Regions from separate parts of the Homo sapiens genome. Here region 1 is linked to region 2. Evidence: read pairs that join two places in POLR2A ChIA-PET (ENCODE). Cell type or tissue: OCI-LY7. All regions are shown on one strand. Each heading gives the region's core, and the rest is flanking DNA. Links, peaks and the distances in the headings are about the cores only.

Region 1 (15,761 bases), core at 4,474-12,473, 910 kb after region 2:
CCTTCCTCTTTCTTCAGGCCCTCGCTTATCACCTTCATGGACAGAAAATACTTAGCTCTCTCTCAACCTGCAGTTTGCACCTGACACGCGTCAGTACCCTGGCAAATTCCTTAATACCCCTTCTCAAATGACACTGTAAATTCATCTTTTTTTTTTTTTTTTTTTTTTTTTTTTTTTTTGACGGAGTCTCGCTCTGTCGCTCAGGCTGGAGTGCAGTGGCACGATCTCGACTCTCTGCAAGCTCAGTCTCCCGGGTTCACGCCATTCTCCTGCCTCAGCCTCCTACCAGTAGCTGGGACTACAGGCGCCGGCCACCACGCCCGGCTAATTTTTTGTATTTTTAGTAGAGACGGGGTTTCACCGCGTTAGCCAGGATGGTCTCGATCTCCTGACCTCGTGAACCCTCCCAAAGTGCTGGGGTTACAGGCGTGAGCCACCGCGCCCGGCAAATTAATCTCTTTTTAACTCCCAGAAGTATCTAATTGGTTTTGTCCCTGCACTACATGAATACTACAGAAGAAAACCCCAGGCCTAGCGATGGCGGATCTGGGCATTGTGCCAGCCTCTCCCAGGGTATGTTTTCTGACCTCACCTACTTCTGATCAACTGAGGTCAGGAGTTCGAGACCAGCCTGACCAACATGGCGAAACTCTGTCTCTGTTAAAAATACAAAACAAAACAAAACAAAACAAAAAAATAGCCAGACGTGGTGGTGTGCGTCTGTAGTCCCAACTACTTGGGAGGCTGAGGCAGGAGAATCGCTTGAACCCGGGAGGCGGAGGTTGCCGTGAGCCGAGATCGTGCCGTTGCACCCCAGCCTGGGCGACAGAGGGAGACTCTCTCTCAAAAACAAAAAATAAAAAACAAAAACAAAACAAACAAAAAACAAAAAAACTAGTCCATCTGAGACATATTATTGGAGACAGTAGAATTCTGCATCCAACAGGCACTTGGTGCAGATCTGAACCCATTGAGCTATTGGCTCATGTTCCCTCTGTTCTATTAAGTATCATGAGCAGAAATTGAGCTCTTTGGCTTTTACCCACTAAGTATGGCTGTAGGACAGGTCTCTCTCTCTCTCCCTCTCTCTCTCTCTCTCTCTCTGTCTCTCTCTCTCTCTCATTTTTGCATCATTATATTGTGCCATCAGTGTGGGTTTTTGGTTTTGATGTTATGAAGTGAATTTCTGGGGACAATCTCTGTTGGGTGGTGTTGACAAGGATCCAGTCCCTGTTTGGTAATACATGACAGCTAAGCTGCTCTGTGAGTCTTTTTTATTGTCTATTTATTGTCCTGAGAATAATGGTATTTCCTGATATTTGAGACTGCAGCAATGATGAGTTGTTCATATCTTGTCTTTCCAATGTTTGTTAAAAATTTTACAGGCCCAATAGTTGTCAATATCTGCAAGAGTGGCATCTCTATTACAAGAGTGATCTTACTACTCAATGTCCCCCTCCCACCCAACTTTGTTCCATAGGAGCTCTTGGCTTTAACAAATTTACTATATCTAAAAGACATCTTAGCACAGGAAGAACACTAAATCTGTAGCATGTAAGGAGCAGTTTTCTTTGATTGGTATATTCAGGTTTCTAACCAGCTGAAAAATTCAAATACATGTCCTTTAAGGATTAAGTTTAAACCACACTACAGAAAGGAGAGAAAAGACTTATATGATCATATGTAAGCAATGGAATCAGCAATATGAGCACTTTTCACAACTATACAAATCAAATTTAATAATCTCCAGAACATTAAGGAAGTTCAGCCCTTAATGAAAATGAATGAAAAGAAATTATTCGCCCACTGTCATATGCCCTGGAAAGAGAATGTCCTGCCGGACTCAAAAGGGTATCACAATATTACTCAGATTTTCAGCAACGAAGGCCCTCTGAGGATTTAATGATGTTAACATTTTCAGTTTATTTCCTTCACTGATAAACATTGTTAATAGATACCATTGCCTCTGTTTTCACCTTAAGTGATGTTACTTAGCACAATTCGTTTCTTTAGAATGCCCCCTAGTTTGGTGGAAGGAATTTTCTTGCTTTATTAATATAGGATATTTTCTCATGAAGCAAACTGGCATACTCTTTCAGTGAAGTGAATAGACAAATTAGGTCTCTAAAATTTTAAAGGAGTCACTGCCCCAATTATCTTAGGAACAATAATAATCACTTATATAAAATTAAAATAAGAAAATTAAGCCAGGTATGGTGGCTCATATCTGCAATCCCAGCACTTTAGGAGGCTGAGGAGGGAGGATCAATTGAGGTTAGGAGTTGGATACCAGCCTGGCAATATAGTGAAACCCCTGTCTCTACAAATTTTTAAGTATTAGCTAATTTTTTAAAGTTGGCCAGGCATGATAATGCATGACTGTAATCTCAGCTACTTGGGAGACTGAGGCAGGCTGCAGTGAACTATGATTGCGCCACTGCCCTCCAGCCTGAGTGACAGAGTGAGACTCCCAACTCAAAAAAAAAAAAAAGAAAGAAAGAAAAGAAAAAGAAAAAGAAAGAAAATTAAGAATTTGTTGAAAATTGTTTTACTACAATGCTAGGCTGCATGTCTTGCACCTGTACTCCCAGCAACTCAACAGGCTGAGGCAGAAGGATTGCTTTAGGCCAGCAGTTGGAGACCAGCCTGGGCAACAGGGCAAGACCCCATCTCTAAAAAAATACAAGGCAAGTTGAGCCAGGAGGATTGCCTGAGCCCAGAAGTTCCAAGCTGGTCAGCTATGATAGCCCCGCTGCACTCAAGCCTGGATAACAGAGCAAGACCCTGCGCCTTATTTTTTATCTTTTTTTTTTTTTTTTTTTTTTACTACTTATGCTTATTTATTTGTTTTTGAGACAGAGTCTTGCTCTGTAGCCCAGGCTAGACTGAAGTGGTGCAATCTCAGCTCACTGCAAGCTCTGCCTCCCAGGTTGAAGCTATTTCCCTGCCTCAGCCTCCAGAGTAGCTGGGATTACAGGCGCATGCCACCACACACAGCTAATTTTTATATTTTTAGTAGAGACGGGGTTTCACCATGTTTGTCAGGCTGGTCTCAAGCTCCTGACCCCAAGTGATGCACCTGTCTTGGCCTCCCAAAGTGCTGGGATTACAGGTGTGAGCCACCTCACCCAGCCTACTTATGCTTGAAATGTGAGGTTTCATTAGGGAGAAATTTTCTGGTTGAATTTCTAACATGAAAAAAATAATAGATTTAGCAGTAGATTAAATTAATGGTCTTGATAGTTTGGTACAATAAAATAAATGGAATGAAGTTGACAGCAGAGAGGAATCTTTGATGCTTTTGAACAATTTAAATAGTGTAAGTATTGTGGGGAAAAGAAAGAGAGATCAGACTGTCACTGTGTCTATGTAGAAAGAAGGAGACATAAGAGACTCCATTTTGTTCTGTACTAAGAAAAATTCTGCCTTGAGATGCTGTTAATCTGTAACCCTACCCCCAACCGTGTGCTCCCTGAAACAAGTGCTGTGTCCACTCAAAGTTAAATGAATTAAGGGCTGTGCAGGATGTGCTTTGTTAAACAGATGCTTGAAGGCAGCATGCTTGTTAAGAGTCATCACCACTCCCTAATCTCAAGTACCCAGAGACATAATACACTGCAGAAGGCCACAGGGACCTCTGCCAAGGAAAGCCAGGTATTGTCCAAGGTTTCTCCCCATGTGATAGTCTGAAATATGGCCTCGCCGGAAGGGAAATACCTGACCGTCTCCCAGCCCGACACCCGTAAAGTGTCTGTGCTGAGGAGGATTAGTAAAAGAGGAAGGCATCTGTCTCCTGCTCATCCCTGGGCAATGGAATGTCTCGGTGTAAAACCCGATTGTATATTCCATCTATTGAGATAGGAGAAAACCCCCTTAGGGCTGGAGGTGGGACATGTGGGCAGCAATACTGCTCTTTCAGGCATTGAGATGTTTCTGTATATGCACATCAAAAGCACAGCACTTTTTTCTTTAGCTTGTTTATGATGCAGAGACATTTGTTCACATGTTTTCCTCCTGACCCTCTCTCCACTATTACCCTATTGTCCTGCCACATCCCCCTCTCCGAGAAACACCCGATAATGATCAATAAATACTAAGGGAACTCAGAGACTGGTGCCGGCGCGGGTCCTCCGTATGCTGAGCGCCGGTTCCCTGGGCTCACTTTTCTTTCTCTATACTTTGTCTCTGTGTCTCTCTCTTTTCTCAAGTCTCTCCTTCCACCCGATGAGAAACGCCCACAAGTATGGAGGGGCAGGCCACCCCTTCATCTATTTAATATGTAAACGATGAAAACGTTCATTACATTATTATTTGCTTATTTATGTATTCATTTTGAAACGGAGTCTCACTCTGTCACCTAGTCTGGAGTGCAGTGGTGCAATCTTGGCTCACTGCAACCTCCGCCTCCTGGGTTCAAGCAATTCTCCAGCCTCAGCCTCCTCAGTAGCTGGGATTACAGGCACACACCACCACGCCCGGTTAATTTTTGTATTTTTAGTAGACACGGGGTTTCACCATGTTGCTCAGGCTGGTCTCGAACTCCTGACCTCGTGATCCGCCCCCTACGGCTTCCCAAAGTGCTGGGATTACAGGCGTGAGCCACCGTACCTGGCCCATTACGTTATTTTTTTTAAAATCAATGTGACTCTTTTGACAAATTAGAATGGCTCAATAATCTTGGTTACGCTGGGCACGGTGGCTCACGCCTGTAATCCCAGCGCTTTGGGAGCCAGAGGTCAGGAGTTCGAGATCAGCCTGGCCAACATGGTGAAACCCTGTCTCTACTAAAAATACAAAAATTAGCCGGGCATGGTGGCGGGCTCCTGTAATCCCAGCTACTCAGGAGGCTGAGGCAGAAGAATTGCTTGAACCTGGGAGGCAGAGGTTGTAGTGAGCCAAGACCGCGCCACTGCACTCCAGCCTGGGCGACAGAGTGAGACTCTGTCTGAAGGAAAAAAAAAAAAGAGAGAGAGAGAGAAATTTGGTTTTAGAACAAGACAAATTAAATGGGAGACTTACTTGCAATGAGACCTAGAAATTTCCAAATTTCTAAATTTCTAAAATTTCTAAAAGAACTGAGAAAATTGCGCCGGGCGCGGTGGCTCAGGCCTGTAATCCCAGCACTTTGGGAGACCGAGGCGGGCGGATCATGAGGTCAAGAGATGGCGATCATCCTGGCCAACATGGTGAAACCCCGTCTCAACTAAAAATACAAAAAATTAGCCGGGCTTGATGGCGGGCTCCTGTAGTCCCAGCTCTCGGGAGCCTGAGGCAGGAAAATTGCTTGAATCCGGGAGGCGGAGGTTGCAGTGAGCCGAGAGCACACCACTGCACTCCCGCCTGCCAATAGAGCCAGACTCCATCTCAAAAAAAAAAAAAAAAAAAAAAAAAAGAACTAAGAAAATTGCCTCCATTGAGGAAGTAAGCTTAAGGAGGTAAACTGACACGTTTTCTGAATTGAGAAATATTGAGGAGGCTTTGTCTCTTTCGCCTCCAACTGCTCCTTCTCCTCCTGCCCCTGCACCTGCATAGTCTTTCTTACCTGAGCCTTCCTGTCCTGCCTTGCCTCTTCTTCCATCACCATCACCTGAGGAAAGTCCCCAGGGCTCTGGCCCCTTCCCTGAAACTTCTGTTCTGACAGCCCCTTTCAAGGTAAAACCCAAACCCACAGGAAGAGGGGAGCCTACCATTGTGTACACCGCTTCACCAAAATGTGAATTAAGAATATTATAGCCGGGCGCGGTGGCTCACGCCTGTAATCCTAGCACTTTGGGAGGCGGAGGCGGGCGGATCACAAGATCAGGGGATGGAGACCATCCTGGCTAACACGGTGAAACCCCATCTCTACTAGAAATACAAAAAATTAGCGGGGCGTGGTGGCGGGCGCCTGTAGTCCCAGCTACTCAGGAGGCTGAGGCAGGAGAATGGCGTTAACCCGGGAGGCGGAGCTTGCAGAGAGCCGAGATCGCGCGACTGCACTCCAGCCTGGGCAACAGAGCAACACTTCATCTCAAAAAAAATAAATAAATAAAAATAAATAAAAAAAAATAAAGGACTTCCCTGATCTAAAGTTAAACACATTTCGTTCTTCTGTTTCTAAAGCAGGCTCCAAGATCCTATAGGCTTTGGCAGAAAATTCGACTTAACTGTCGAAACCTTTGAGCCCAAATATTCTGGCCTTTATCAATTAATTCACATTCTGGTGAAGAAGGCAAGGCCACTAACTGGTTGCAAAAGGCAAATTGGAAGGATTTTCAAGCAGAACATGAAAGGTTCACATTTTAGCCAAATATGTGCATGTTGCCATTCCCCAGGTCCTTCCTAAAAATATAGATTGGAGGATAATTCAGCAATGTACTAAAAAGCCAGACAAATCTGCCTTTGCTTACTTAAAATGGTTTGAGAGCCAGGCGTGGTAGCTCATGCCTGTAATCCCAGCACTTTGGGAGGCTGAAGCGGGTCGATCCCTTGAGGTCAGGAGTTCGAGACCAGCCTGCCAACCTGGTGAAACCCTGTCTCTACTAAAAACACAAAAATTAGCCAGGTGGCTACTCAGGAGGCTGAAGCAAAAGAATCGTTTGAACCCGGGAAGTGGAGGCTACAGTGAGCTGAGATCCTGCCACTGCAATACAGCCTGGGTGACAGAGCGGGACTCTGTCTCAAAAAGAAAAAAATTAGCAGGGTAGTAGAAATATAATGCACACGAGAATGATAATCATGAAGACAATCTGTATTCCAGAATAGTAAGGGAACCTATTCCATTAGGGAGCCAACTGAAAATATAAAATCGCAGTTCACACCCCAGGGTGTGGTGTCACATGCCTGTAGTCCCAGCTACTCGGGAGGATTGGTAAGGAAGTTTGCTTGAATTCATGAGGTCAAGGCAGAAGTAACCCTGATCGTGCCACTGCACTCCAGCCTGGGGGACAGTGAGACCTTGTCTCAAAAACAAACTAAAAAACAAACAAAAACCCCCACAAAACCAGACAACAACAACAAATTGTCTCCTCACTCTGAACTGACAGCGGCAAACAACACTTTGCTATTGGAAAATTGAAAGAAAAACACTCCCTCTTGCTGTCAACCTGCCTTCTTGCCCTAACATTTCTGACCCATGGTTTAAAATGCCCAAAAGCTGATGTACTCAATTTCACTTACCTGTTCTGCACCAGCATTTATTTTTGTGTGGAGGAGATCACCATGCATGGTCCTATAAATGTCTAATGGCATGGAATCATGAAGGGCCGTGTCTTTTAGGATATTTGGATATTTATACACATATACATATATATATATATATCTGAAGAAACCCAACATTACATATATATATGTAAGCGGAATGCTTCATCACAAGGGTAAGGACGTGAAAAAAAAGTTTCTTTTGTCATCCTAAACGTTCTCGTCTGCGAATTAAAGGCCATTATTTGAAGAAGGGTGCCCAGGCTCCAGCTGGTCGCCGAAAGGTTGCTCCGCAATAGAAGCTAAGGACCAGCTTCTTTGGGAGAGAACAGACAAGGGAGCGGGAGAGAAAAAAGGGAGAGACAGACGTCACTTCCCTTTGCCGGCTCAGCAGCGGGTTGGTCGGCTGAGTTGGCGGAGGTTGGGGTGGAAGAGCAGACGGGGACTGGGAAAGGCACTGTCGGTGACATCACGGATAGGGCGACTTCTATGTAGATGAGGCAGCGCAGAGGCTGCGCTTCGCCACATGCTGCTTCGCCACGAAGGAGTTCCCGTGCCGTGGGAGCGGGTTCAGGACCGCTGGTCGGACCTGAGAGTCCCAGCTGTGTGTCAGGGCTAGGAGGGCTCGCGGGTGCGCGGGGAAGTGACCGTGCGTGTAAAGGGTGAGGCGTACGGGGCGGAGGTGCAGGAGCTCATATTTACTTGGCAGGGGAGATAACGTGACCACGAAGGTGGTTTTCCCAGGGCTGAGGCTTATTCATTGTACTCCGGATGTGCTGACCCCTGCGATTTCCCCAAATGTGGGAAACTCGACTGCATAATTTGTGGTAGTGGGGGGCTGTGTCCGTGCTTTTCCCTGATTTCTTTTTTTCTGGTTTCAAAAATAGACCGTACGCTCCTTGTTACTGCTTTCTTTCATTGGTTTGTGTTTTTTGTGGTGCCCTTAAGTGTTACTGTTACAGTCAGAAGCCTGCAAAATAGGAAGTGGCATGTCGCTGTCTTTCTCGCTGGAGAAGTAAGGAGTGTCAGCCGGTTTATCCTAGGCTAACCAGCGCGAAGACTGCATAGCTCTTCCCTTTGAACATAAGGCTGCTTATTGCAGAAATTGATCCACGGTCTCCAGCGTCTTGGGTTCTCACGCTCTGTGAAGATTTTCGTGTTTTTCTCTAGCTTCCAGAGTCCCCTTTTACACAGCGTCTGCTTCTAACCGCAGCCCCCTCAGGAGTTTGTAGGATTTCTGTGCTAGCGGGGAATGTGTTCTCACCTCACAGAGCCAGGTACAAACTACGCAGACGGGGGCTGTTCTTTGGGATGAAAGCAGGGCCTTTGGGGCTCTTAGTGTCCCCGTTCGTTTGCAGACATAACACGCTTACTTTGTGGAGTGGAACGGCTCTCCCGGAGCCCAGGTGCCCTAACGCAATTCATCGAGGCCCGTAGGTCAGAACCGCAGTCTCACCTGTCTTGGCCGAAATGCGCTGCGGTCCTCCCTGAAACATAAGGCGGGAAGTTTTATGAGGAGACGGGTCCAGTTTCCCTACTATCTCCTGCCGTTTACATATCTAGTCTATCTTCAGACTTTATTTAAGCGACAGCTTCTTGTTTGATGTCTCGCTTCTACATCCTACATCCACTGCCAGGCAGCTTTCTAGATAGCACCCCGACCCATCCTTCCCACCCCCAAGCAGCCCTTTCCTATTTCTGGCGCCAGTGTCCTCCCCCCTTCCTCTTTCTTCAAGACCCCCCTTATCACCTTCATGGACAGAAAATACTTAGCTCTCTCCGAACCTGCAGTTTGCACCTGACACGCGTCAGTACCCTGGAAAATTCCTTAATACCCCTTCTCAAATGGCACTGTAAATTCATCTCTTTTTAACTCCCAGAAGTATCTAATTGGTTTTGTCCCCGCACTACATGAATAGTAGTATTTCAGTACAGAAGAAAACCCCAGGCCTAGCGATGGCCGTTCTGGGCATTTTGCCAGCCTCTCCCAGGGTGCGTTTTCTGACCTCACCTACTTCTGATCAGCTGAGGTCAGGAGTTCGAGACCAGCCTGACCAACATTGCGAAACCCCGTCTGTACTAAAAATACCAAAAAAAAAAAAAAAAAAAAAAAATGCCCAGCGTGGTGGTGTATGTCAGCAAGGCTGTAATCCAAACTACTCAGGAGGCTGAGGCAGGAGAATCTCTTGAACCCAGGAGGCAGAGATTGCAGTGAGCTGAGATCCTGCCACTGCATGCAATACAGCCTGGGCAACAGAGTGAGGCTCTGTCTCAAAAAAAAAAAAAAAAAAGAAAAGAAAAGAAAAAAGAAAAAAAAATTAGCAGGTTAGTAGAAATATAATGCACACGAGAATGGCAACCATGAAGACAATCTGTATTCCAGAATAGTAAGGGAACCTATTCCATTAGGGAGCCAACTGAAAATATAAAATCCCAGTTCACACCCCAGGGTGTGGTGTCACGTGCCTGTAGTCCCAGCTACTCAGGAGGATTAGTAAGGAGGTTTGCTTGAATTCATGAGGTCAAGGCAAAAGTAACCCTGATCGTGCCACTGCACTCCAGCCTGGGGGACAGTGAGACCTTGTCTCAAAAACGAACAAAAAACCCCACAAAACCAAACAACAACAAAAATTTGTCACCTCACTCTGAAATGACAGTGGCAAACATCACTTTGCTATTGGAAAACTGAAAGAGAAACACTCCCTCTTGCTATCAACCTGCCCTCTTGCTCCAACGTGTGTGACCAATGGTTTAAAATGCCCAAAAGCTGATGTACTCAATTTATAGTACACTTACCTGTTCTGCACCAGCATTTATTTTTGTGTGGAGGAGATCACCATGCATGGTCCTATAAATGTCTAATGGCATGGAATGATGAAGGGCAGTGTCTTTAAGATATTTGGAGATATATATATATATATACACATATATACACACACACATATATATAAATATATATATATACACACATATATCTGAAGAAACCCAACATTGGGCGAGTTCCCTCTAACTTTTCTTTTTTTTTTTTTTTTTTTAATTTTTTTTTTTTTTTATTATACTCTAAGTTTTAGGGTACATGTGCACATTGTGCAGGTTAGTTACATATGTATACATGTGCCATGCTGGTGCGCTGCACCCACTAACGTGTCATCTAGCATTAGGTATATCTCCCAATGCTATCCCTCCCCCCTCCCCCGACCCCACCACAGTCCCCAGAGTGTGATATTCCCCTTCCTGTGTCCAAGTGATCTCATTGTTCAATTCCCACCTATGAGTGAGAATATGCGGTGTTTGGTTTTTTGTTCTTGCGATAGTTTACTGAGAATGATGGTTTCCAATTTCATCCATGTCCCTACAAAGGACATGAACTCATCATTTTTTATGGCTGCATAGTATTCCATGGTGTATATGTGCCACATTTTCTTAATCCAGTCTATCATTGTTGGACATTTGGGTTGGTTCCAAGCTACCAATGCCTATGCCTTTCTTCACAGAATTGGAAAAAACTACTTTAAAGTTCATATGGAACCAAAAAAGAGCCCACATCGCCAAGTCAATCCTAAGCCAAAAGAACAAAGCTGGAGGCATCACACTACCTGACTTCAAACTATACTACAAGGCTACAGTAACCAAAACAGCATGGTACTGGTACCAAAACAGAGATATAGATCAATGGAACAGAACAGAGCCCTCAGAAATAATGCCACATATCTACAACTATCTGATCTTTCACAAACCTGAGAAAAACAAGCAATGGGGAAAGGATTCCCTATTTAATAAATGGTGCTGGGAAAACTGGCTAGCCATATGAAGAAAGCTGAAACTGGATCCCTTCCTTACACCTTATACAAAACTCAATTCAAGATGGATTACAGATTTAAACGTTAGGCCCTCTAACTTTTCACTAGGCATGACCACTGCTCTATTTTAGATAGAGATTCAGTGGGGCAAAACCTGAGAATTATCTGCCCGGCTATCAAGAAGATAGCTCCTTGCATTTTTGCGGGGAGAGCACTTTTGCTTCAAGGGAGTGTTTCTTCCTAGGATTATAAATCTTTCTGTAACCTCAGGAAACACTGCTGATGAAAACCAGGCATGGTGGCTCTGGCCTGTAATCCCAGTGACTCGGGGGCTGAGGCAGGAGGATCACTTAAGCCCAGGAGTTGAAGGCTGCAGTGAGCTATGATGGCACCACTGCACTCCAGCCTGGGACACAGAGACAGACGCTGTCTCTGAAAGAAAAAGAAAAAAGAAAGAAAAACATTGCTGATGAAACTGCGGCCTCTTTTGCAGCTCAATAAAAAGCTATTTATTCACTGGCTAAGGTTGTACTAGGTAATCACATCACTTTAGATGATATATTTAGCTGAGCAGGGAGATGTATGTGTGGTGGCAAATACCTTTTGTTGCATATACATAAATGTTTCCCATGCAGTAGAACCTTCTCTAGAAAAAAAATTAGAAAGGAAGCCACTTGGCTACAATAAATCACTAAAGAAGAAATGGTATTTGATGTTTTCCCTGATGTTTTCAGTTGGCTGCCTAATGGAATAGGTTCCCTTACTGTTTCGGGATATAGATTCTCTTTGTGATTATCATTCTTGTGTGCATTATATCTCCACTAGTCAAATTATTAATGTTATGTATTTCTCATTGTTTTCATGGTACTCTGAAGACTAGAGATGATTCAACAAGTGACAGCAACTATAGAATTGGCCGAGATCTCTCTGTCTCCCCCCCCGCCCCCAATTCTGTGATGCCAATTCAGCTTCTGGGCACTGTTAAAAATTCCTTAGTGAGAGGGCTCCTTTCCTCCCCTGCCCCCAGTGTGGGACAGGACTATCTGGGAATGAGCCTTTCTGGCAAGGAGAGATACAGCTTTTGATCAACAATGCTTTCAAGAAAGACTTTTTATCTGGCCGGGCGCGGTGGCTCACGCCTGTAATCCCAGCACTTTGGGAGGCAGAGGCGGGCGGATCATGAGGTCAGGAGATCGAGACCATCCTGGCTAACACAGTGAAACCCCGCCTCTACTAAAAATACAAAAAATTAGCCGGGCGTCGTGGCGGGCGCCTGTAGTCCCAGCTACTCGGGAGGCTGAGGCAGGAGAATGGCGTGAACCCGGGAGGCGGAGCTTGCAGTGAGCCGAGATCCCGCCGACAGAGCGAGACTCCGTCTCAAAAAAAAAAAAAAAAAAAAAAAAGACTTTTTATCTAAAGGGAGAATGAGGAAAGAAGAGAACTTTTATGAGGAGTGTGAGCCTTTCCAAATTCTCAGGCCCAGAGAGGCATTACATTGTGACAGCAACCACATTCTGCTTCCTTTTTGTACAATACTGTATTTGAAAAACAAAAAAACAAACCTACGAGACTCATGAAATTGGACAACATTCTTTATAACACTACTACTGGTAAAACCAGCAAGGATGGCTGGTTTGCAGTCATCTGAGCAGCCTCTCTAGTTTCATAGATATGATTTCTCTCTGATAGTCAAAGGCTTCCAATTTTAAGCAAAATGCTACTTCACAAAGATAAACAGCTTTGAAAGGAAACGGTTTTCTTTGTAATCCTAAATGTTCTAGTCTGCGAATTAAAAGCCACTATTTGAAGACCGGCGCACAGCTTCCAGCTGGCCGCCAGAAGGGTCCTCCGCAGGACACAAGTTAAGTAGTCGCTTCTTTGGGGGATACTAGATGCGGGGTCTGGGCGCACCTCCGGAAAGGACAAGGGCGGGAGGGAGAGGTGGGACAGCAGACGTCACTTCCTCCGTCGGCTCCCCCAGCGGGTTGGTAGGCTGAGTGGCGGAGGGTGGGGCGGAAGAGCAGAAGGAGACTGGGAAAGGCACTGTCGGTGACATCACCGATAGGGCGTTTCTATGTAGATGAGGCAGCGCAGGGGCTGCTGCTTCGCCACGAAGGATTTCCCGCGCTGTAGGAGCAAGTCCAGGACCACTGGCTGGACATGAGAGTCCCAGCTGTGTGTTAGGGCTAGGAGGGCTCGGGGTGGTTGGGGATTGGCTGGAGTGGTGCTGGGGCAAGTGACTGTGCGTTTAAAGGGTGAGGCGTATGGAGCTGTGGCGGGGCGGAGATAGGTGCAATCTTATTTATGTGGCAGGGCAGATATTGTGGTTACTGAAATGGCTTTTAAACCCGACTCAACTATTTCATTTCAAGTGTGCTGTTCTGTCATTTTCTCTAACGTGGGAAGCTCAGCTGCGTAACTTGTAGTAACGAAGCGGAAGTTACAACGAAAAGACAAGTTTTCCTGTGCTTCGCAGGCCCCCCCTCCCCCCCCACCAAGGCCTGCAGTGGATAGAGCCTAGCAGATCCTGGACAATACTATCCTAAAAGCTACATCTCTGACAGTGATTTCCAGCGACTTTGTCAACACGGTCCGCCCCCAGCAAGTATAAGAGGAAAAACAACAAATGTCTTTACTGCCTTGTCTTTCCCCCTTGCCACTTGTCATTATTCAAGTTTTGTAAGTTCCTGATTTCCATTCAGTGCAGCTGCAAGGTTACCAGCTGTGCTTGCGTTGCAAGACCTGTCACAGTTTGATTAACTGCCTTCTTTCTGCTTCTGTAAGCCCTCTTGCCTGCCCCGCGAGTTTCGCACCATCAAATTCCTGCTGCACCATTCAAACTAGCCAACCCCCTTTCAGAAGTGTGTATAAAAGTCAAGCCCCCTGTCTTTCTTCGGGGCTCACGCTAGGCCCGAGTGCACTCAATAAAATCCTTCTGTTCCACCCGTTGGTCTCTTTGTTCTCCTGATTCCCGCAACAGTAGTAGGGGACTGCGTTCGTGCTTTCCCCTGGTCTTTCATGGTATGAATAATAGACAGCATTTGCTTTTTTCATCTATAGTCGCAGGCCCGGTCTCAGTGATTGTATGGTGTGGTCAGCTGTTTTTGTTTTTGTGAGACCTTATTTTCTTGTTTACTGTCCTGGGACAGATGTCTGTAGTCACTTGTTTCCTCAGGAGGCAAATTTCAGTCTCTGTGGGGGAGGTCTCTCATGTTAGCTGTGGTGGTACTTGGCGGGCAGAGCTCAGGGATCTAGGCTTCCCTGCTTTGTAGATTGCTCAGTGGTCCCCAAGGCCTACTGGCTTTTAACACCACTTGAAAACCTTAGTGTTTTTCCATTGTCCCCAGAGTCACCTCTTACAGAGCCTCTTTTTTTTGTTTGTATTTTTCCCTGAGACAGAGTCTCACTGTATCTGGTGGGATCTTGGTTCAAGCGATCCTCCCACCTCAGCCTCTGGAGTAGCACAGGCACGAGCCATCGCAGCCGGCTAATTTCTGTTCTTGTTTTGTTGTTGTTGTTGTTGTTTTGTTTTTTTAAGAGTTGAAGTTTCGCCATGTTGCCCAGGTTGGTCTCCAATTCCTGGACTCAAGTGATCTGCCCTGCCTTGGCCTTCTAAACTGCTGGGATTACACGTATGATCCATCACACCTGGCTAGCCCCTGCTTTTCCCTATAGCATTCATGGGAGTTTGTAGGATTTCTGTGCTGGGGGGAACATGTACTCAGCTCATAGAACCAAGTAGAAATTGTACTTGGAACTGGTGCCATTGGGTTGTAGACATAACACGCTTGCTCTTTGTATGGAAAGGGCTTTGCCAGTGCCCTGGTGCCCCTGCACAGGACATCGAGGCCTGCAGGTCAGAATGGCAGTCTCACCTATGTGTTCGTGTAATACGCAGCAATTCTCCCTGGAATATAAGATGGGAGGTCTTGTGAGGTTCCTACAAGTAAGAAGACACATTTCCCTGAAGTTTGTATTGACGAATTTAAAAACTAATAATAACAGCCCAACCTCCTGGATGGCAAATGTCCTTTACATTGACAGACCGCAACTGCCCTACTTGCCTCAGCTCCTCCGTGCAGATGCAGCCCCTGATTCCCTCCACACAGGTCATTTCCTCTCTGCTTTATCCAAAAGAGGGAGACAGGGGTTCTGCAGGAACCGCTAGGCCTTCAGGCCTTTGCTAGGAGCAAAGTAGGGGGAAATGGTCGCTGGAGCTGGGACCTGGGCACTGGGCCAGGTTGCCCTGCCGGAGGGGAAGTACTCAGGGCTAGAGGGGGCCAAGCACCAAGACCTCAGCATCCTCAACCTCCAAAAGGACTCAGAGAGAGGCAGAAACCGAAACAGGGTTCTTCTTTCAAGGAAGACCCCAGGGCTCTGAACCAAAATCCAGATTTTTCCCCATCTGCAGCTTAATTCCACCTTAGTTGGTGCAACTTCATCCTTCCCCTATGCTCAGGACAAAAAACGGTTCTTCTATAGCCTGGTCATTCTCTGATCCCATACATCCTATTGGTCAGAAAATTATGTTTTTTCTTTGGTTAACTGCAGACTTTGGTCTGCACAATCTTTTTCTTTCTTGGTCTGAAAACCACCCCACAGTCCCATATGTAGCTTTTTTGGATAAACCTAGAAATGGACCCTTCTGGTCTTACAGCTTGAAACTTAATATTTGTTGGCCGGGTGCGGTGGCTCACGCCTGTAATCCCAGCACTTTGGGAGGCCGAGGCGGGTGGATCACGAGGTCAGGAGATCGAGACCATCCTGGCTAACACGGTGAAG
Region 2 (15,761 bases), core at 3,070-11,069:
GGATCCATTTGTAACGTTTGACCTATGTCCCAACATTTCCATTGTGCCTATCACCCCTAATCCTCTGGACTAGTGCAACTTAATAATGATAAGATAAAAACTCAATTGGCAAAGCTAACAGAAGTTTTTAACCTTCTCTGGCCAAAGATCCCCCACTGTTTCTGGAAAACTTTCACTCCCTCCCTTTGAAATTAGAACAGGAAGACCCATGCAGTGGTTAGATGAAGGGGCTTATGAACCTGCACTGCACTTCTTAAAGGTAACATTCTCCATTATTTCTAAGGTCTCACAAAACTTCTTATGAAGAGCTCCAAATTAATAAAGGATGCCTTTCATAATGAGCTGATGGGAGATGAAAATATCAAAAACTATGCCTATAAACTGGAGATGTCGCTTACTGGAAACAACATCAAATAAAATACTCCCTCCAAGTCCACTGGAGGGCACCACGTAGGTATTATTAATATTAATTTATTTTTTTGAGATGGGGTCTCACTCTGTTGCCCAGGCCGGAATGCAGTGGCGTAATTATGACTCAATGTAGCCTTTATCTCCTGGGGTCAAGCCATCTTCCTGCCTCAGTCTCCCAAATAGCTGGGACCAGAGGTGTGGGCCACTGCACCTGGCTCACATCAGGTATTATTGCCTCATCTCTGTGGCAGTAAATATAAGGGCATTGACACACAGATTCATGTTTCTCATATCTAAAAGGCAACCCTACCAGAGTGGACATCTGTCAGTGGAGGTTTTCACTTAAAGGTGACCTGCCATCTTCCTGACGAAGATGGCAAGTAGCTGACATCTGTTGTAGCCCACTTCCACCCAAGATACTGGCCTGTATAACCAGCTGTTCACAATTCCAGTGCTCACTGCACCTGGAAGAGTTAGTCTCTTTTTCTCTTGACTGGAATACATACACCATCAGGGCTCCTTTAAGTTGTAGGGGTCGTATCCTATTGGTTTTGGTAAAATCACCCTATATGTATATTCTCTAAAGATATGACACACTAGTCCTATTGCACGTACATGTATATACATATACATACATACATAGCAAAATGCCTATGATCAGATTTCTGTTTTACTGTCCTTAATTAATTTGATTACATCAGGGAGGGATAATTCTCTGATCAGAATCTCACAAACCATTGCCACTGTGGGAAATGTGACAAGGTGCTGGGTTTGCCACCTTAAACCACCAACCACTTTTGACCATAATGACCCATTGGTACATCCTGTGCCAAATTTCACCTGTATTCCTCCTGATTGAACTCACGATGCAACTCGGGGTTACATCAAGCAAAACCTGTTTATCGAACCTGTCTGACTCATCCTAACCTTCCTGCCGTACGTCTCAGTTTAACCCATCATAATTGTACTGTCAAAATAACTGCCTGTAATCCCAGCACTTTGGGATATCGAGGCAGGAGGATCACTTGAGCCCTGGAGTTTGAGACTATCTTCCTGGGCAAAATGGTGAAACAATTTCTACAAAATATACAAAAATATACAGTTGGGTGCATGGTGGCACCCAACTGTAGTCCCAGCTACTCAGGAGTATGAGTTGAGAGGATGACTTGAGCCCAGGAGTTCGAGCCTGCAGTGAATCCAGATGACACCACTGCACTCCAGACTGGGCAAAAGAGTGAGACCCTGTCTCAGAAAGTAAATAAATAAGCTGGGCGTGGTGGTGTGTGCCTAACTCCAGCACTTGGGAAGCTGAGGTAGGATGATTCATTGAGCCCTGAAGGTCAAGAGGTCAAGACTGTACTGGGCTGTCATGTTGCCACAGCATTCCAGCCTGGGCAACAGTGAGACCCCGGTTGCAAAAAAAACCAAAGATCAGAAAGAAAACCAACAAAAAATTGTTGTCTCACTCTGAAATGACAGTGGTAAACACCATGATGCTATTGGAAAGTTAAGAGAAAAACACTCCCTCCTGCTATCAGGATCCAACCTGCCCTCTTGCTCTAACATGTCTGACCCATGCATGGTTTAAATGCCGAAAGCTGATGTACCCAAATTATACTACACTTACCTGTTGTGCACCAGCATTTATTTGGTCTGTGGAGGAGATCACCATCCATGGCCCTTAAATGTCTAAAGACATGGAATGATGAAGTGCAATGTCTTTTAGGATATTTGGTCATGCCTATATATATATATATAGCTCTGAAGAAACCCAACATTGGATGAGTGGGGAGGCCGAGGCGGGTGGATCACCTGAGGTCAGGGGTGCAAGACCAGCCTGGCCAACACTGTGAAACCCCGTCTCTACTAAAAATACAAAAATTAGCTGGGTATGGTGGTGTTCACATGTATTCCCAGCTACTCAGGAGGCTGAGGTAGGAGAATCACTTGAACCTGCGAGGCAGAGGTTGCAGTGAGCCAAGATCATGCCACTGCACTTCAGCCTAGGAGACAGAGCGAGACTCCATCTCAAAAAAAAAAAAAAAGAATTGGATGAGCGTCCTCAAACTTTTCACTAGGCATGCCCACCACTCTATTTTATTAATAGATGGAGATCCTATTGGGAGAAAACTTGCTAATTACCTGCCTGACCATTAAGAAAGTAGCTCCATACATTTTTGGGGGAGCACGCTTTTGCTTTGATGGGATGTTGTTTCCCGTGGTTCGAAATCCTTCTTTAACCTTAGGTAACATTGCTGATAAAAACCGGGCATGGGAGCTCTGGCCTATAATCCCAGTGACTCAGAGGCTGAGGTGGAAGGATCACTTAAACCCAGGAGTTCCAGGCTGCAGTGACCTATGATGGCGACAGTGCACTCCAGCCTGGGCGACAGAGCCACTCCTTCTCTCTGAAAGAAAAATAAAGAGTCCAGGCTTGGGGGCCTATGCTTGTAATTCCAGCACTTTGAGAGGCTCAGCTGGGAGGATTGCTTGAGCTCAGGAATTTGTGACCATTCTGAGCAAGATAGCGAGACCCTGTCTTTCAACAAACAAACAAAACAATCAAACAAACAAAAACAAAATTAGCCAGGCATAGTGGTGCATGTCTGTAGTCCCAGCTACTCGGGAGGCTGAGGTGGGAGGATTGCTTGAGCGAGGGAGGTTGAGGCTGCAGTGAGCTGAGACTGCACCACTGCACTCTAGCCTGGGCAACACAGCAAGACTGTGTCTTAAAAAAAAAAAAAAGAAGAAAGACAAAAGAAAGAAAGAAAGAAAGAAAGAAATATTGCTGATGAAACTGTAGCCTCTTTCACAGCTCAACAAAAAGCTATTTATTCACTGGCTAAGATTGTACTAGATAATTGCATTACTTTAGATGATATATATTTTCAAAGACAATATTATTCTTATTTAAAAATGGTTAGAACCTGGGCACGGTGGCTCATGCCTGTAATCCCAGCACTTTGGGAGGCCGAGGCAGGTGGGTCACCTGAGTTCAGGAGTTCGAGATCAGCCTGGCCAACATGGTGAATCCCCATCTCTACTAAAAATACAAAAATTAGCTGCACACAGTGGCGTGTGCCTGTAGTCCCAGCAACTTGGGAGGCTGTGGCAGGAGAATCACTTGAACCCAGGAGGCAGAGGTTGCAGAGAGCCGAGATTGTGCCACTGCACTCCAGCCTGGGAGACAGAGAGTCTGTCTCAAAAAACAAAACAAAACAAAAACAATGGGTAGATACAGCAGCACTTACAAGAGTTCATAAAAGGAATTGTACATTGTCAAGTGATAGTGTGGAGAGAGCAGCCCCCTGCCCACCTGGTTGTGATCTCTGCATAACGCTTGCCCACAACCACCTTCTCCACTTAGTACAACGCAGCCCAGAACACCAAGGGGAGAGCCCCAGCAACAGCAGCCTCCGCAGCCCGCTTTAGATGATAGATTTAGCTGAGCAGGGAGGTGGATGTGTGGTGTTTACAACCTCTTGTTGCATATACAAAAATAAATACTCCCATGACATAGAACCTCATCTAGAAAAAATTAGAAGTCATTTGGCTACAAGAAATCATGAAAGAAGAACTGGGATGTCATGTTTTCCCTGATGTTTTTTCGTTGGCTCCCTAATGGAATAGGTTCCCTTACTGTTCTGGCATACGGATTCTCTTTGTGATTCTCATTCTTGTGTGAATTATATCTGTGCTATTCAAATTATTAATGTTATATATTTCCTGTTTTACTTCTGAGAAAACTGATTTTATGGTATCTGAAGACGAGAGATGATTAAACAAGTGACAGCTGTAGATTTAACTGAAGTCTCTCTCTCTTCTTTTCTTTTCTTCTTTTTTTTTTTCTACTCTGTGACGTACTTTCAATTGGGCTTTGGGGCGCTCTTAAAAATTCCTCAGTGAGGCAGCTCCTTTCCTCCCCTGCCCTCACCGTGGGAAAGACTATCCGGGAATGAGTGTTCCTGGCAAAGAGGGACACCTTGGCTGAGCTTTTGATCATCAATGCTTTAAAGAAGAAAGATTTTTAAAAGAATTTTTATCTGAGGAATGTGAGCCACTTCACATGATCAGAGAGACATTAAATCAAGACAGCAACCACTTTCTGCTTCCTTCCTTTTGAGCTATGTATTCATCTGTTGAAACTGCTTGCTATCACCCCAGGTAGCTGTAAATTAATCTAATAATGCCACACCAAACACTGTATCCCACACCCTATAACAAGGGATAGCCAAGCTCTCATCAATGCTATTTCTGAAAACCAATGAGAATTCCTGACAGGCACCTTTCTGTCAGCCCATTGTGCATCCCCCCTTTTGACCTTTAAAAACCTGCTTGTGACAAAGGCCAAAGGGAGCTCAGATCCAAGGTTCTTTTGGTGTGAGTCTTCCAGGCAGCTGTCTTCATGTTGGCTCAAGTAAACTCTAGATTCTATTTTGTGCTTCAGCCTCTTTCTTTTAGGTCAACATGTTCAGCAACAGTAGAATAAATAAATAAATTGGCCTATATTCATACAAAGGAATACACACAGAAACAAATAACCACATGAATAACATGAAAAATTCATAGATGTAAGACTGAGTGAAAGAAGTCAAACCTATGCCTCTGCTCCTGAGACCGACTTTGCAAAAATTATAACTGGGAGAATTATCACAGCGAAAGAGATCTGACCTAACTGCTTCTGTCTTGCTTCCAGCATCCAAGCTGTCCTTGTTCATTCCTGGGCACAGGCCAAAATAACTTTGAGAGGAACTTAGTTTATGGTTTAGCTGTGAAACAAAGATGATAACAGCCCTTTCCCAAAACAAATCCCCTTCCTGCCTGGGGAGTAGACTGCCTTTTCAGGACTAACAAATTAGCCACAAGATTAGAAATGATGGTTTAGGATCATGCAGCCTCCAACTTATGAGATTCTAAACCTCCCTGAATTGTGCCTGGGGATCACATCACTATTGTAAAACCTAAGACCAGTGCGTGAGGTATTTTGTAGCCCTGCACTTGATGCATCAGCTGGCACCACCCAGATGGATAAACCAGCTCATCTGATCTTGTGGCCCCCACCCAGGAACTGACCCAGCTCAAGAGGATGCTTTAGCTCCCTTTGAGTTCATCTCCGACCTGACCAATCAGAACTCCCAACTCACTGGCCCCCAGCCACCAAATTATCCTTAAAAATTCGGGTCCCAGAATACTCAGGAAGACTGATTTGGGTAATAATAAAACTGGTCTCTCACACAGCTGGCTCTGGGTAAATAACTTTCTTTATTGCAATTCCCCTGTCTTGATAAATTGGTTCTGTCTAGGCAGCAGGCAACATGAACCCATTGGGCAGTTATATTCCCCCAAAACCCACTATACACTTTATGATTCAGTTTATATGAAAGCAAAGGACAGGAAAAACTTGCCTGATAGATTTGGAGTCTGTGGAGTATTGTCAGAGTTTGGTGTTGTATTCTACAGATTAAAAGTAATCTGTTAAGCACCTCAAATAAAGTTTCCCCCAAATATATATATATTTTTTCCAAATTTGGACCACTTTGTTTCTGTCTTTGCAGAACATAAAGTGCTAACATGAGGTAAGTGCTAAGGTCTGGAGAAGGCCGTGGAAGAGATGACAAACTCCAGCATCATGCCTGAGTGTCCAGTGTGCTCTGCTGGGGCAGCATATTTGTACATTGCTGTATTTGAAAGAACCCTACAAGATTCCTGAAATTGGACCACCGTCCTTATAACACTACTAGTGGTAAAACAAGTAAGGATGGCTGGTTTGCAGTCATCTGAGCAGCCTCTCTAGTTTCATAGATATGGTTTCTCTGATATCGAACGGCTTCCAATTTCAAGTAGAATGCTACATCACAAGGATAATGATGTGAAGTGAACCAGTTTCTTGTGTAATCCTCCATGTTTTAGTCTGCGCATTACAAGCCATTATTTGAAGAAGGGTGGACAGGCTCCAGATTTCTGCCAAAGAGGTCCTCGGCAACACAGGCTAAGAACTGGCTTCTGGGCAGTCGTGATGGCTCACGCCTGTAATCTCAGCACTTTGGGAGGCCGAGGTCGGCGGATTACCTGAGGTCAGGAGTTCGAGATCAGCCTGGCCAACATGGTGAAACCCCGTCTCTACTAAAAACACAAAAATTAGCCGGGCTTGGTGGCGTGTGCCTGTAATCCCAGCTATGTGGAAGCCTGAGGCAGGAGAATCGCTTCAACCCGAGAGGCGGAGGTTGCAGGGAGCCGAGATCATGCGACTGCACTCCAGCCTGGGCGACAGAGCGAGACGGCGCAAAACAAAAAACAAACAAAAAACTACAACAGAAACACCCGCTTCTTTGGGGAAGACCATGGGCGGGGAAGAGAGGGAAAGGAGGCAGAGGCAGACATCACTGCCCCCGCAGGCTCTGGCACCATGTTGGTCGGCTGAGTGGCGGAGGGTGGGGCAGAAAAGCAGACCGGGACGAGGAAGGCGCTGTCGGTGACATCACGGATAGGGCGACTTCTATGTAGATGAGGCAGCGCAGGGGCTGCTGCTTCGCCACTGGCTGTTTCACCACGAAGGAGCTCCCGTGCCGTGGGAGCGGGTTCAGGACCGCTGGTCGGACCTGAGGGTCCCAGCTGTGTGTCAGGGCTAGGAAGGCTCGGGGGTGCGCGGGGCAAGTGACCATGTGTGTAAAGGGTGAGGTATATGGGGCTGTGACAGGGCAGAAGTGTGTGAAGTCATACTTACCTGGCAGGGGAGATACCATGATCACGAAGGTGGTTTTCCCTGGGCGAGGCTTATCCATTGCACTCCGGATGTGCTGACCCCTGCGATTTCCCCAAATGTGGGAAACTTGACTGCATAATTTGTGGTAGTGGGGGACTGCGTTCGCGCTTTCCCCTGAATTTTTGTAATGAAAAAATAGACGGCAAGGGTTATTCTTAAAACTGCAGTTTTGTAGCTTGGGTGGCATGTTAAGTGTTCTCCTTACAGTCGCAACGATGGGAAACAGAAAGTAACGTGTTATCCTCTCCGCCGCCGTGAGCTCTTTTAACACTAGCTAAGTGGCCGCAGGGCTCTTCTCTTTCCTTTCCACTTGGGGCTGCTTTTTGCAGATCGCTTCATAGTCTCCAGTCTTTTGGGTTCTCATGCTCTGTGAAAACCTTCGTGTTTTTTCATAGCCCCCAGAGTCACCCTTCACACAGCCTCTGCTTCTAACCGCAGCCTCCGCAGGAGTTTGTAGGATGTCTGTGCTAGCGGGGAATGTGTTCTCACCTCCTAGAGCCAGGGAAGAAACTACGCAGTCGGGTGCTGTTCTTTGGGATGAAAGCAGGGTCCCCGTTCGGTTGTTAACATAACACGCTTGCTTTCTGTAGGGGAAGGGAGGTCTCTCCCGGCGCCCAGGTGCCCTTGCTCATGTTCACCGAGGCCTGCAGGTCAGAACCGCAGTCTCACCTGTCGCCAGAATGTGCTGCGATCTACCCCAACTACCCGAACTACCCAGCAATAAAATAGGACACATTACGGAAACATGAAATAGCGTGGATCATCTCAAAAACATTATGCCGAGTGATGAAAAGAGTGCACCCTGTGTGGCGGCATCAAGGTGAATTTCTACAACAGTTAAAACTAACCTGTATAGTGACAGAAACTACATCATTGACTGCTGGCCTCAGGGGGAGGGCGGAACTGACTGCAAAGGGCACAAGAGGACCTTTTAGAGTAATAGACACGTCATCAAACTTGAAATGGATGCATTGTACCAAAGTCAACTCACACCTTAATCAACCTGATTGTAAAAAGGAATAAGAAAACCACTCCAAATCTTAATGTCTTCTACTTAATTTAGTGTACGTTTATCCTTAGAAGATTCCTTTAGAAAAATATCTCTCTAACTGTAATCGGGAGTTGAGGAATTCCTTCGTTTCTGTTTCTGTCTCTTTGTCTGCAGTTAAGTTCATGCACTATTAAATGGAATGTTTGTAAAATAAAAATAGAGTCTCAGCTAAATTTTATAAAGGCATACATATATGCGTCTTTATTATTTTATTATTTTTTCAGGTATATATATCCTTCTTTATTATTTTTTCTTCCTTTTTCTTTTAGGGACAGTCTAGCTAAAATATACATTCTTCTCCCTGTAGATGTACCACAAGACTGTAACTCCAGGGTTGCCCAAATGTTATGAGAAGTTATTTTTGAACGTAAGGTTTTCAAAAATTTTACATATGTTTACATCTTCTCTACTGTTAGTATGGTCTATGCTTAGCATGTGTAGTTTAACAATGATTTGGAAGAAAAATATGTAGGTATGTTAACAGTAGTTAATTCCAGGAGGTGGGAATATGGATGACTGGTTATCTTCCGCTTTATGAATTTTTTATATTTTTAAATGGAAAATTCTCAATGACCTGGAAGTTAAAGAACAGATTAGATATGGAAGGGGTGTAGGGTAGGTGAGAGGAAAATGTAAAGGGAAGGACAAACCCAGTTCTGGCAGGACCATGTTTAAGTTGAAGGTTTCTGGGGAGAAGTTGTTGGGATAAGAAGGATACGAAGGAGGCAGGAGAATCATGAAAATATTTAGGACAGTGTATTTATTGCCTGTCTTATCATTCCTCCTCCTTTTGTGTTTCTTCCAAAGAAATACACAGACTTATATTTCTTTTCAAGCATGCTTACCATTTGTGTTTCTCTTTTATTAATGTAACTGCCTGGTAGGTTTATCTTGCCCATTGCCCAGGTAAGCCAATGGAGCTGAGAACAGCAGGCTTTCTAAAATAGAGAAAGAATTTAATAAATGCAGAAGCAGCTGAGGGACCACGACAGGGGTTTATTATTACTCAAATCTGCCTCCCCCAAAATTCAAAGACTAGGGTTTTTTTTTTCTTTTTTCTTTTTCTTTTTTTTTTGGATAGTTTGGCAGGCAAGGGGCTAGGGAATGTGCAAAGCTGATTGGTTGGGTTGGGGATGAAATCACAGTGTCAGAGCTTGTTCACTGCACTGAGTCAGTCCCTGAGTGGGGGCCACAGGACCAGATGAGCCAGTTTACCGGTCTGGGTGTGCCAGCTAGTCCATCATAAGGCAGGGTCTGAAAAATACCTTGAACACCAATCTTAGGTTTGACACCAATAATCTTATATACAGGCACAGTTGGGGAGCTTAGGAATCATGTGGCTTCTGGCTGCATGGCTCCTGAGCAATAATTTCCAATCTCGCACCTAATTTGTTAGCTTTGCTAAGGAGGTCTGATCCCCAAGATAGGAAGGAGTTTGTCTCAGGAAGACATCTTTGTTTCAGACTTAGACTTGGAACTAAACTTCTCTCATAGTTAGCCTGGCCTATGCCCAGGAGTGGACAAAGGCAGCTCAGAGGTTAGAAGTAAGATGCAGTCAGTTAGGTCAGATTTCTTTCACAGTCATAGTTTTCCTATGTCAGGTTTTTCTCACTGTCATAATTTTTGCAACGGTGGTTTTGTTAGGAGCAGTATAAATGCAGTGGTTCTGAGAATGTCTTCTGGAGACAGGCTGCCTTCACTTCAAATTCCTGCTTTCAAATCCTCCTTTGCTGGCTGAGTGACCCTGGACAGGTCACTTAACGTCTTTGTGCATCTCACATGGAAGATGAAGGTGATAGTGTGACCTCGGCCTGAGGTAAGGACTGAATGAGTAAACACATGCACATAATCAACTGTGCCTGACATGTGGCACTTTGTGTTGCAGACACAGCTGATGATGTGCATGTGTTACTCATGTGCATGTTAGCTCTTGTATTTTGCCTGCAACACTGCACAAAGAGCAGATGTGACGAAAACCAGTTGTATTGAAGTTACAGCAGTGATACTTTCCAGTGGCCGTGCACCCTCCCAGGGAGACTGCAGCAATCTTCTCACCAGCAGTAACCTCCTGGGCTGGGAGATCCCAGGAAGGCCCCTCAATCTCCAGCAGGTTTGACCCTCAAGGAGCTTCGGGGAATGAACTAGAGAAGTATTTCTATCTGGGAGGAACTGGGAGTTTATTAGCTCATGTGTTCAGCTCATCCAAAGGGGAATAATGATTCAATTTCTTGCTTCAAATCTGCCCCAGTAAAATTCTTATAGTTTTGCCCAGGTGCAGTGGCTCATGCCTGTAATCCCAGCACTTTGGGAGGCCGAGGCGGGCGGATCACCTGAGGTCAGGAGTTCGAGACCAGCCCGGCCAACAAGGTGAAACCCCATCTCTACTAAAAATACAAAAAGTAGCCGGACGTGGTGGCAGGCACCTGTAATCCCAGCTACTTGGGAGGCTGAGGCCGGAAAATGGCTTGAACCCGGGAGGCGGAGGTTGCAGTGAGCTGATATCGTGCCATTGCACTCCAGCCTGGACAACAGAGTGAGACCCTGTCAAAAAAAAAAAAAAACATATAGCTTTACAGTGGAAGACATTTGTACATGTCGGGGAGGAAATATGACTTTTTCTCACCCAGCCTAGGTTCGCTGCTGAGACCCTCACAGCAAAACACAGACTAACAAGAGAAGAGCATACAGATTTATTTAATGTAAATTTTACATGACAGGAACGCCTTCCAAAGGAAATGAAGGCCCATGGAAACAGCTAAACCTCAGTTTTTGTTTTTGTTTTTTTAACAGTAGGTTTATTCAAGAATGAATAGTCATGGAGAAGTATGATAAGTCAATAAAAGTATGATCTAACAGTAACAAAGTGGGGGAAAGGTAGCCAGGCCTCTGCGTTCAGGCTCTTCTCTGTGTCCCTGTGTCTTCAGAATCAAGGATGCACCTTTCCTCTGGGTACAGAGAGGGCACCTCTCACATAAGAGTCTTATACTGGACTTCAGGGAGGAAGGGCAGGGGGAGGGTGACAGTGACCTTCCTGCTTCTGTGGTTTACTCATATTCCTTTAGCATAAAATATTCAATACCCCAAGATGTTATACTTTGGAGTAGCATGTCCTGAATCCCATCATGCACATGCAGCAAAACCCAGAATCTTTGAAGAGTGATGACTACAAAATATTTAAATTCAAAATACAAATGATGGCCAAGTGGGGTGGCTCATGCCTGTAATCCCAGCAGGGAGGTGTAGGGAGGCCCAGGCAGGCGGATCACTTGAGTTCTGGAGTTCGAGAGCTGCCTGGCCAATATGGCGAAACCCCATCTCTACTAAAAATACAAAAATGAGCCCAGCACGTGGTGCACACCTGTTGTCCCAGCTACTTTCAGGGGGTGGGGAACGGGCGGGCTGGCGATCAACTGAAACAATATCATATTTAAGAATGATTCTTTTTTCCTATAGGGCTAGTCAAGTGAAGCAGTGGAAGTGGAGAAGGAACAAAGAAACCTGTAACTGGTTGTGATCAAATATTTGTGAACAGGAATGAATTTTTATGCACTATACACTGTTATCAAAGTTACATATGCTGCAAAGCTGGTGGTGAACAGCAGTGCCCTGGTCCCTTCCTACACTTATCTGTAGGGATAACAATTTTTAATGCACGCAACCCACCTCTACATAAATATTGTTACTCTTTGACTGTCCAATTTTCCATCCCAGGTCCTGCAGTTCTGCCTGCAAGGGGAAACGGAGTTTGTGTTTCCTTACCTGCCAGTCCACTCCAAGGAGCCAAGAAGGCGTCAACCCCCCTCAACCCCGGCTCGTCCTCCAAACTGAGCCCCTCAAAGACTGCGGTATTTTTCAGTCCTTTGTAACCGCTCTCAGCCCCAAAATATGAAAATGAGAGCGATGGTCCTGAGCGCCTGGAGTGACATCTTAGTTCGCTCCCAAGACCCATCAGGAACCTCATCCCAAGTGCTCTGAAGAGCAGGAGAAAACATTTTTAACTAAGGCGTCTTCTCCTTGGGGCAGGGTCCTGACGGGAGAAGGGGGAGCCCCATCTTCAGAGACTCGCCCCTCAGAGCTGCTCAGGTTCCTCTTCCCCGTGGCCCTGAGGGAGCTCGGCCGGGGCGACCCAGGATCAGAACCCGCGCTCCCAGCCCGCGCGCTTGAAGACGCCGCCGCGCGGAACTCTCTTTCTGGCTGAGATCTTGGGACGAAAGAATGAGATTTCCCGGAGTCAGGTTCCAAAGCTTAGTGAAACAGCGACTTTTAGGGCCCGCAATAGAGACGCAGGAGCTAGAAATTCGGCATAAAAATCTGAATATGAAGAACAGAGCAAATTAACATTCGGAATAGGATGGGCCATCTGAATAAAGCAGTGCTACTGCCAAGTTAGGTCTGGAACCATCGATCCTAAACTGAGACACACTCTCCAATGACTGAGCTAACCCCATCAGAATTTCTCACGCCACCGTTTACTTACCAAAAAGACAATGGGTGCCATTAGGAGATTCCCGAGTGAAAGGAATCTCGGGGTGTAGGATAGAGGGGCAGCAGCCTTTTTAGTGGAGGAGACCTGTCAGCCCGAGGCCCAGGGTCGCTCTGAGAGGGGGTGGGGACTTCCTGGGTCGCTGGGTCCCTGGCGGGGGTGTCCGGGCCTCCGATTGCTGGGTGCCAGGAGGCTCGCCCAGGAAGGGGACCCTGCAGGCTCGCTGATCCCGACTGGATGACTCGGCAATTTCCCTGTGGTCCGGGCCACTGCGAGAACCCGGTTTCTGGGACCCCGAACACCGAAGAGGGAGACGAAGAGGGGACGAGGAGCGCGGGGTACATCGCGAGGCTCAGACAGCGGGAGCAGAAGGGACACGGAGGCCCACAGCGCAGAGTTTCTGAACGTCAGCGGAATCCCCATTCCATTTAGGGAGTAAAACACAACATTGCCGTCCTAATTAAACAGAAAGGTTCCACCGAGACTCGAACTCGGATCGCTGGATTCAGAGTCCAGAGTGCTCACCATTACACCATGGAACCTCATCGTGCAAGTTTGCCGGAAGCGTCTGAATTCCCAATAAGTAGCAATAGTTCCCACTCAACCATGTCAAGGCATTTCTATTATCCCACAAGCAACACTCGAGGAAGGTGGACCTGCAGGAAGGAGCCATCCTTCTTACTTTCTCTCTGCCCTCTCCTTTGATCGACTTCCATCATTTCATTTGCACCTCGGAAAATGAGGCAAAATCCACTGTGAGTTTAGGGCCAGAGAAGAGCCCTTGAAGCCTCGGTCATAGAGTTTCCTGTGCCACAGTGAAATTTCTTTCTTCCTTTCTTTCTCTCTCTCTTTCTTTGTCTCTCTTGTTTCTTTCTTTTTCTTTCTTTCTTTCTTGTCTTTCTTTCCTTCTTTTTTCTTTCTCTTTCTTTCCTTTCTTTCTTTCCCTTTCTCTTTCTTTCTTTCATTTTCTTCCTCCCTCCCTCCCTCCTTCCCTTCTTCCCTCCTTCCTTCTTTCCTTCCTTCCTTCCTCTCTCTCCCTCCCTTCCTCCCTCCCTTCCTCCCTCACTTTCTTTCTTTCTTTCTTTTCTTTCTTTCTTTCTTTCTTTCTTTCTCTCTCTTTCTTTCATTGAGACAGAGTCTCCTTCTGTTGCTCAGGCTGGAGTGCAGTGCAGTGGCAGTGGGCGATCTCCCCTCACTGCAACCTCTGTCTGCTGGGTTCAAGTGATTGTAATCCGCAGTAGCTGGGATTACAAGCGTGGGCCACCATGCCTGGTTAAATTTTGTATATTTAGTGGAGATGAGGTTTTGCCAGGTTGGCCAGGCTGGTCTTGAACTCTTGACTTTCAGTGATTTGCCCACCTTGGGCTCCCAAAGTGCTGGGATTACAGGCGTGAGCCACTGCGCCCAGACCGGAGATGAAATTTCTGCAAAATTTCTGTTATTTTCTTTATGCTTTCCCTGTTTTCTGTTTGCCCAAGGAGGCCAGATGATTATCAAAACAGGACGTGGGACTTCCTGGGCACCTTGCCCCCTTCCTCCCTTAGTATATAACAGAAGACAGCAATCAAGTGAGATTGGGAAGCAGGGAATCCCTTATTTTTTTATTCATATTCTTCTATGTTTGTTTGTTTGGTTGGTTTTAAAAAAATTTTCTCACCAGAAATGGAGATATGTTGGATTTAAAATAAATGCGATCAGCCATATTTTATATTTCTATAAAACACTGAAACCAGGCCATACTCACCTGCTATGACTCAAAATCAACCATATACTGTCGAGGTCAGGAGGCAGGGCCCTGACATTTAAGCACAGTGTGTTTTCTCAGAATTGGCCAAGTTGATGCCATTCCAATTTCTCAATATCTCATGACCCATTAATTGCAGTGTTTAAAAGTGTACATGCATCGTTACTGAAAGCCCAGGAGTTCCGTCTAGGCCCTGCTGCTCAGCTCACAGAAAGCCAATCATTGAGACATTGAGTATTGCCGAGGAAGAAGGCTTTAATTGGGTGCTGCAGCTGAGGAGATGGGAGATCAGTCTCAAATCAATCTCCCTGATCAACTAAAACGAGGGGTTTATACAGCAGGGAAGAAACGTAACTGTGTGTGGGAAAAGAGGAACTAGGGAAGGGTGAGGAAGCACTCATGATGAGTGAAGGGACTGGCAAGTCATTGTCTGGATGCTGTGATCTGCTGAGTTTCAGGTCTATGATGCTTTTTGAGAGGCTGAGGGTCCTTTCCTGAGGAAGGAACTCAGATAAAACAAATGTAAGTTTCAAGCTTTAAGACCAGAAGGGTCCATTTTTAAGTCTATCCAAAAACACTGTATGTGGGACTATTGGGTCGATTTCAGTCCCCACTTTCTATTTGTCAGTTCCTCAATCATGGGGAATCTGGTCATGCATCTTTCTGGCTTTGTCATGAGGAGAAGGGGCATCCTGAGCAGCTCCACACCATGGGTGACCGCATGGCCACCCAGGAATCAAACATTCATCTAATACTGTAGTTTCTCCTGAAACACAATCTTCCTCTGTCCAGTTCCCCATTTCCACTAAAGACAAAACACAGCAGGACCAACCTACCTGCAAAAGAAGCTTCAGTCCCATATACTTGGCCTGATTACCCACACAAAGTGCAGCAAGAATCCTTGTCCATATAGGCTCTCCTAAATGGGCTTTGCTGGAACATTTCACAACACCATTTCAGGCAAAGCCCTGAGAAGATTACCAGTTCCTCCACCTGTGTCCTGTTATAAAAGAAAACAGAATCTTATTGAACTTATGCAAACAAACACATCATCATGAGTTAAGAATATTCAGTTTACAAATTCTGGAGAAATTCGGCAGAGAGAGAAAAATATGCCTCAAATTCTGTTTAGAAGACTATTCTACTCAATTGTTGCAGGCTATAAATAGCTCAAAATGACAAAAGTTCTCCAGGCTTTGAAGAATAAACAATGTTTTAAACAAACAAACAAAGACCATAAAAACTTACTTCAGTCCTCCATTAGTTCAGTCCATACAATCAGCTCCTGCTCTGCTTCATAGTGGGCTAG

What was found. Peaks named below come from ENCODE experiments on the same cell type or tissue, not always from the same donor. Only the 100,000 strongest peaks of a DNase experiment are listed, where the experiment ranks them.
Region 1: POLR2A ChIA-PET joins it to region 2 with 5 read pairs; 1 of 35 experiments calls an interaction of 5 or more read pairs at or near these places.

Annotation. Positions count from the first base shown.
Region 1 is chr1:144,544,056-144,559,816 of GRCh38, reverse strand. It overlaps RNVU1-2A (RNA, variant U1 small nuclear 2A), which reads left to right and starts at 7,874; the gene lies at 7,874-8,038. It overlaps LOC105379574 (a long non-coding RNA gene), which reads right to left and starts at 7,602. Exons shown (of 2, transcript XR_001737761.2): 1 at 7,159-7,602. In OCI-LY7, for the core only: CTCF peaks have their summits at 9,059 and 9,286; DNase peaks (open chromatin) are centred at 7,576, 8,076 and 9,146; H3K4me3 peaks cover 2,692 bases; H3K27ac peaks cover 3,392 bases.
Region 2 is chr1:145,457,147-145,472,907 of GRCh38, reverse strand. RNVU1-31 (RNA, variant U1 small nuclear 31) reads left to right here and starts at 7,128; the gene lies at 7,128-7,291. It overlaps TRQ-CTG3-1 (tRNA-Gln (anticodon CTG) 3-1), which reads right to left and starts at 13,250; the gene lies at 13,179-13,250. RefSeq lists enhancers at 6,689-7,230, 7,395-7,444 and a silencer at 7,055-7,234. In OCI-LY7, for the core only: no CTCF peak of the experiment used is centred there; a DNase peak (open chromatin) is centred at 7,337; H3K4me3 peaks cover 730 bases; H3K27ac peaks cover 739 bases.